Linked DNA regions of Homo sapiens: regions 2 and 3 are each linked to region 1. A link is a loop called in an ENCODE intact Hi-C map of the cell type or tissue named here. Cell type or tissue: OCI-LY7. All regions are shown on one strand. Region 1 overlaps BMP3 (bone morphogenetic protein 3). Region 2 overlaps CFAP299 (cilia and flagella associated protein 299). Region 3 overlaps CFAP299 (cilia and flagella associated protein 299).

What was found. Peaks named below come from ENCODE experiments on the same cell type or tissue, not always from the same donor. Only the 100,000 strongest peaks of a DNase experiment are listed, where the experiment ranks them.
Region 2: a loop joins it to region 1, with 6 times the contacts of the local background. A loop is called at or near these places in 2 of 110 quality-filtered maps.
Region 3: a loop joins it to region 1, with 5 times the contacts of the local background. A loop is called at or near these places in 2 of 110 quality-filtered maps.

Annotation. Positions count from the first base shown.
Region 1 is chr4:81,051,385-81,053,884 of GRCh38, reverse strand. It overlaps BMP3 (bone morphogenetic protein 3), which reads right to left. Exons shown (of 3, transcript NM_001201.5): 3 at 1-540. The coding sequence ends at 349. Among named protein-coding and RNA genes, the nearest start is that of BMP3, 22 kb to the right of the region's middle. RefSeq lists a silencer at 1,558-1,607. In OCI-LY7, CTCF peaks have their summits at 1,006 and 1,228 (motif pointing right); DNase peaks (open chromatin) are centred at 1,234 and 1,574; H3K4me3 peaks cover 2,312 bases; H3K27ac peaks cover 2,500 bases.
Region 2 is chr4:80,875,716-80,878,215 of GRCh38, reverse strand. The region is part of intron 4 of CFAP299 (cilia and flagella associated protein 299); the gene reads right to left. Among named protein-coding and RNA genes, the nearest start is that of BMP3, 150 kb to the left of the region's middle. In OCI-LY7, no CTCF peak of the experiment used is centred here; DNase peaks (open chromatin) are centred at 1,225, 1,925 and 2,395; H3K4me3 peaks cover 1,404 bases; H3K27ac peaks cover 2,500 bases.
Region 3 is chr4:80,924,142-80,926,641 of GRCh38, reverse strand. All of the region lies in intron 4 of CFAP299 (cilia and flagella associated protein 299), which reads right to left. Among named protein-coding and RNA genes, the nearest start is that of BMP3, 110 kb to the left of the region's middle. In OCI-LY7, no CTCF peak of the experiment used is centred here; a DNase peak (open chromatin) is centred at 1,121; H3K4me3 peaks cover 1,581 bases; H3K27ac peaks cover 1,982 bases.

The DNA.
Region 1 (2,500 bases):
CTATTGCTGCTTCTCCATTCTGTTTTCAAAGAACATTACAAAAATAAACCAGTGTGTTCTCTAACAGTTCTAAAAACAGTTTGATAAGTTGTTGTGTTTGATTACAAAAAGAGAAATAGATGTCCATATTTACTAAAAATCTTGCTTTAAGTTACATTCAGAAACAAATACAGTTCTTTTCCTTGGTGGCAATCTTCAGTCTATTTGCTCATTCCCCTCTGACTATAGAAATAATCTTTTGAAACAAAATGCATTGGCAGTGCAAAAAAAAAAAAAAAAAAAACAGGAAGAAGTCCATAAAAATAAACTAATGATTGAATTAAGCATTCAAATGAGTTCTTTGCCAGGTTATCTGCAAGCGCAAGACTCTACTGTCATGTTAGGGTATACTTTAAGCACTACATTCTTATTTTCATCAAAGAATAAAATACTGAGTGAGGACATCTTTTCTGGTACACAGCAAGGCTCAGGAATCCCAGGAACGACCCCCACAGCTCTCACTATACTCTGGATGGTAGCATGATTTGATGGCTTCAAAGACTAGAGAAAGAAATGAAAGAAGAACACATATGTTAGGTGGAACTGCGTTTCCACTCCTCAGTCCTCATTACACAAAATGCTTATCTAATGAATTTGTTTCAACAATTTAATAAAACCTCTGGCATCATTATACATTAAGCCCAATCGCCTATCCCACCACTACCAAAATGGTTATTATTTATTAAGTGCCTGCTGCATTCCAGGCATATTATATGTAGTATCTCTAATTCTCACAACAAAGCTAACATTTCTTACATTTTACAAAGGCTCAAAAAGCTTAAACGACTTATCTAAGTTCAAATAGCTTGTAAATGGTAGAGGATTTAAACCAAGTTATCTCAGCAAGAATCATTTAATTACAAACAACTTAGCCCCCAAACATGGAATTAATACACTCTACGGTGTTTTCAATAACAGGATTGAAACAAAAAATGATTCGTTATTGACCCTACATTAATCAAAATCCTAACAAGCACTCTATTTAACAGAGATACATTATTGCCACTGCTATATTGATATTTAGGCATTGTTGTTAAAATAAAACCAAGCAGGTCAGAGGGGTATTGATTTATTTAATTTAATAGTTGCCAAGATGGATTGGATGGTTACTATTCCACTATGTAATTATTCAACTCTCCTTAGAAGTACAAACTGGGGGGTAAGAAGACCACACCATTGGCCACTGGGGGTCACTGTTGCTCCACTGGTTTAGAATTAGGCATGGAGTTGTGTTCTAAGAGTGGGCCACGTCCTCTGGGAATTCCCTCTGGGAATTATGAGGGCCTAAAGTTATCCTATGGATACCAGAACTTTCACCAAAGAAGCCTGAGTAAGAATCTTTTCCCTGAGAAAATGCCAAATGGGACCACTAACATTCATGTGAAGCATGTGGTTTTATTTAGAGAACCCCATACAGCTCTGCTCTAGCTAAAAGTACTAAAGGAACAGTCATTTTTGCAAGTCCAGAATGTTAGGTATTGCCAGAGTGGTAAGAACTTCCTAAGAGATGCCCCACTGTGCAACACCTGTGTTTCTCGATTCCTCTTTTAGGCAGGTGAAAGTAGTTTTGTTTTAAACACATTGAGAAACAGAAGTTTGGTAACTTGCCAGAGACCAATTCAGGAGTAGGACTTTGACCAAAACTTTCGCTTTTTAATTTCAGAACTTTGAGCCATGTTTCTCATGGCTCAGAGGAACCCCGCCCCAGTGGATTGGTATTTTAATTTCAAACTCCTAAAGCTCCCAGCATGGGAAACTGGAACAAGTTAAAACTTTAAGGGTATATACAAACCAAGGGAGAAGACAATAATATAGAAAGCAGGCATACTCTTAAAAAAAAAAAGAAAAAAAGGATTATTTTTGGCAGAGAAAGGTTAAATCTCATCCCATCTTTTAATATCAATGAAATAAAATCCATACATCAGACTTCAACTTTATTGTGATTAGGCATAAGTAACTAAATAATTAGACTTAATGATGGGCAACTGTTCTTACTTTTTTTTCCTAGAGATTTTCAGTATATGTTAAAAAGACTGGTTAACTTTGAATTAATTAGCTTTAATTCATTACAAAGCAAGTTATTCCTCCCTTGAGGAGAGGAAGTCCATGCTGTTTTATTTTGCACATTGTATGCCCTGCATCACCAATAATATCTGTGTAACTTACACAAACTACAATCAGTATTGTACAACAAATGTCAGTAGCCATTGCTTGTTATTGCTATTGGTAATTTCTAAAGAAAGCTTTTGCAGCCATCCACTTTTCTCTACTGATTTAAAGTTATTTTTATGACTCAATAATCTAAATAGCTTGTCATAAAGCGAAAACTTTTAAACTAGATTTTCCAAAATTATTCTGTTATTTTAATGTTTAATGACTCCTATAATATTTGAATTTTATACAAAGTGGATCAACTTAATTAGATGAGACCTTGGGTGCTAAATTCTCCTGTGCATTGCTG
Region 2 (2,500 bases), 180 kb after region 1:
ATTTGGCTGGGAAGTATGGAGAGAGGTGCTCTTTTAAAGAAAAGGACAGTAAAGAGACACAAGCAATGTAATTTTTATACATTGAATGATGATTCACACAAGTAGCTATAATACATTTTGGACATACTTAAGAAAATTTAAATATGAGCTAAACATTAGATGACAGTAGAAAATAATTATGAATTTTTATCTAAAATAATGGTGATGTTATGTAGGAGGATGTCCTTATACTCATGAGACGCAAGATGAAATATTTTAAGGTGAAATCTGTAAGCTACTTTCAAATAGTACAAACATAGACACAAATAAACACACACCAAAATACCAAAAGAGAATTGAAGCAAGTTTGGAAAAATGTTAACAATTGTTTTGTCTAGGTTGTGAGTATATTAGCCTTCATTGTACTATTCTTTGAACTTTTCCAAAACTTAAAAAAAATTAATAATAAAAAGTTGAAAAAGTTGCACAAAAATTTGAATGTATTTAATGTCACTCAACTGTACACTTTAAACGGTTAAACTGAAATTTTATGTTGTGTATTTTTGACCAAAAATTTTAAAAAGTTGGAAAAAATCTTATGTAGAGTAATCCTGTCTTAACCACAGTCAGTGTCAATAAACTAGAGGTTTTGTGAGATCTCTAATTATTCACTTAAGGTTTATCCAGAGACACAATCTTCAAGGAAACACATTCTAGACAACTAAAGAAACTACCAAGTGATTGCTCTGGGATTCTGACTTTTTCTTTTAAAGCAATGGACCAAACTGTGCATGAATAATTTCTGTCATTAGATGACACAGACAGATACTCTAGTAAGGATTCAGTAGGAATTGTTAGTCCTAGTTTATGGGTTATATGCACAGTATATGGCTTTTGGGATCTCTGCTCTATTTCTGAATTTTCCATGAGAGACAGTACTTAATATTTAGCTTGGAATAAAGAGAAGCTAAAATGAGTTAAGTATTGGAAAATTAAATTTATCTGTAAAAGAATTCCAAGTAGATATTACAAAATTTTTTTGAACCACAGTTCAGAGGATATGAGTAGATTCTAAAAGTATCCTGGGACATAACTGAGGTTCAACAAGTCAGGGCCAATGTTTCCCTAAAGACTTTTAGGCTGAAACCACAATTACAGGTCACTTTTAATTCTGTTCAGAGCTCTTCCACACACAAAGCTGTGGGGACACTATAATTCTTACTCACAGTGACTGAAAATGAAAGCCTGGTTAAGTACAAAGGGGTGTTTTCTGCCAAGCTCAATGAAAGAAGGAAGTGGCAAGGGTGGGTACAGGATGGCCAAAATTTCCTAGTCTTAACTGTGGACAGCAGGATTGCTTAAAGTTCTGAAAAATATTCCTAAATTAGGTCTTGTCACAGGAGACACACTTCTGACAAAAAAAAATATGACCTGGGAAGGATTGGGATATGGATTTGAGGTCAAAAGTGACATCTTTACATGTCAAAGTCTTAAATGGAATAATGTACTGAATTAAAAAAAATAATGGCAGTGATCTCTGTTTGGTCCTGGATTTCTGGTTGTACATATGTATGTGTCTGTATATAACTTTGGTTAAGCCAGCTAACACTTTAATGATACAGGTTTTTTAAGTGTTAAAATGTGAAAAAGGTCTTGTATTAGTCCATTATTATATTGCTATAAGGAAACACCCAAGACTGGGAAGTTTATAAAGAAAAGAGGTCTAATTAACTTACAGTTCCACATGGCTGGGGAGGCCTCAGGAAACTTACAATCATGGCAGAAGGCACCTCTTCCCAGGAAAGCAGGAGAGAGAATGAGTGCCAGCAGGGGAAATGCCAGTTGCTTATAAAACCATCAGATCTTGTGAGAACTCACTCACTATCCTGAGAACAGTATGGAGAAAACTGCCCCCATGATTCAATTACCTTCCATCAGGTCCCTCCCGTGACATGTGAGGATTATATGGATTACAATTCAAGATGAGATTTGGGTGGTGACACAGCCAAACCATATCAGGTCCCTAACCTATAAGGTTGTTGTAAAGAGAAAATGAAATATTATATATAATATAATATTTATAAATGTAATATATAATATTTATATATAATATGTAATATATAAATTATTTAGTACAGTGCTTTAGTTATTAATTAGTACTATGCACAGTAAGTGCTCAGTTAACATCATCATTGTTTTTAAATCATCATCATAATCATCTCAGACTGACGCAGTTCAACCTTGTAACCACGGTATGGAACAACCTGAGGGAGACCAAGGGCTGAAATAAACTCACACGTAGTGGGTGAGCAAAGAATATCATGACTAGGCTAACAGAAAATATGACCTCTAGAATCTAAGATAGCAGTTTAAACCAGAAGTCACAAACTCAAATGCCTAAAAGAAGCTAGCAGGTACTATGCATGAGTAACTCAAGGGTGATGGTGGTATCACTATATGTGGTTAGTGAAGTCTGTGTTAATCTAGTAAAAATATGCCCCATCTGAGGAAGCAGCTGCAG
Region 3 (2,500 bases), 130 kb after region 1:
GTAAGTAACACTGCCATCTTCCCCAGGAATCCAAGCTAGAAATGTGGATTATCCTAGGTTGTTCCCTCTCCTTCTCCATGCATCTTGTCTTTCATCACGTCTTACAGATTCCATCTCTTTAATCTCTCTCATGTCTATTTACTTCTCCCCAAATATTTCATTGTACATCAATTCTTGCCTGAATTAATACAATAGCTTCACAATCAGTCTCTCCCACCCCTGTCACCTTTGGTCTGCATCCCTTCTCATCCATCATCCTCTTGCAATCACAATTATCTCAAAACATATCACATAAGATATTATATCCCTGCTTACAGTACTTTCCTAACATCGATGGCTTTCCTGACACACTCTGTAGCTTAGCACACAAACTCCTCCAAACCTGGAAGCCATCTCTCTAGTCACATCATGCACTCCAAACTTCATATTTTTCTTGAGCTTTTTCTACTATGTGCATTTCTCTAAACATGCCATTTCAGGCTCTGCTAGTGCCTCCTACCTGGGAGCATACTGTTTTCTTTGCCTGGACTACTATCTCCACATTGCATTGTTTTTCATCTAGCTAAGTTCTGCACATCCTTCAAATATCATATCATGCAATACTTCCCATGGGAAACTACAACCACAAGACTAATTTATATTCCAAGTTCTGGAACAAATGGATAATCTACTGTAGAAACTAAAGTTCTGTTCTGTAATAACTGATTCACATTCTGTCATTTCAACTAGGCTGTGAGCCCCATAAGGGTAGGAACAACACCTTATTGGACTATTTCTAGAACTTACTGCAGCACCTTGGCACTTGGCCAGTTCCAATAAATGTTCATCACAATTATTCTAATTATAATAAACTATTCCTTCATTACCACGAGACTGGCATGAGTCTTGTGACTTGACATTCATCTTCAGCATCAGCTTCTCTTTTGCTCTTTTGTCTTTTACCTTCTTTCATCTTTAGTCTTTTTTTTCACTAAGAGATTGAGGTCAGGACATTTTTAGACACTTATACACTTGTACCAAATAATCTGCCTCCTCTTTCATTTGTCAGTATCATATATCTCTATAATTGCAGGTGTATGGGTTGTCACTTTTAAGAGGAAATATTAATATTTTGAGTAGGAAGTGAAAAAGTTTCCTGACAGTCTTTCAACCACATCATATACTCAGCAATCTTTTTTTGCTCCTACAAAGCATAACTCTCTTGGTCAGTGTGACAGAAGCATCAGACACCCCACTGGAGACTAAATAGCAGAGATCATTGTAGTAGCGTAAATCATGTTGCATTTAAAAATCCATTGTTTCACTCTTAAGAAGCAGGTAAGATATGGTTTTGACACACATTGGAAATTAATAATGATGATGAACCCTAGGAAGATACAGCAAGAATATTTTGTTCAGGAAAGACAGAAGAAGAAGATTAAGAGTGAAAGCATTATGAAAATTAGAAAGCTTCAACAAGCAATGAAAGGGAGAATAGGTAGGTTACTGGCACATATTGAGGGACATAGTAAGCTTAAGAGCAATGAGAGAAACCCTAAAGGAAACAAGATCAGTTTACCTTCATAACAATTAAAAAATAAAACTTTATGTCAAGAGAAGTCATAAATAAAAATAAAATCAAACAACAAATAGGGAAAATGTGTGCCATAAATGTCCTTGAAATATAAAGCTCTTCTATAAAGTAATTTAAAACATTTCAATGACCCCAACTTGAAACACTGGGGGAAGACAAGATTAGATAGATCACAGAAAATAAAATAATAGCCAAAAAAGATTTGTAATAAGCATAAGCATTGCTAATAATAAAAGAAATGTGAGTAAAATAAAATGATTTTGTCTTTTAAAATTGATAATAATAAGAAAGAGTATAATACTTATAACACTCTAGCTGATAGAGCTAGAGTGCAGTGAGATAAGCATTCTCATCTATAGCTTGTGAAAATACAAGTTATACACCTTGGAAAGCAATTTGGCAATGTGCATAACAAGCTTTATAAGTACTCATAAATATTATAAATTATTATAATTGTAACTTATAAATGATTGAGCAATTCCACTTCTAGAAATTACAGACACAGATATATATATATATATATATATATACACACACACACACACACACACACATAATGAATTGTCACACGATTATGTATTATAGCAATGGTTTGGAATTAGCCTAAAGTGGTCCAAATTCCCATTGTAAATAATCAGGAGGCCAAATTCTGACTTCAACTTGGTCTGCCACAAGTAACAGCAATGAAGGTGAACAAGAGGTAGAACCTGGAGAGAACAGTGATTTTAAAACAGCAGATACTGTGGTCTTTTTTTGAACTGTAAGATCAATTTAGTGGGCCATAGCCAAAAGTAAAATATGAAATAGAAAAGAATAGAAAACAGTAAAGGGGACTTCTCTGGATAAATGTGAACAAAAGTTTCACAAAATATTTGCCTAGTGTATTTATTTAGAGATTCAGGTCACCCACCCCTTTCTTCTCCTTTA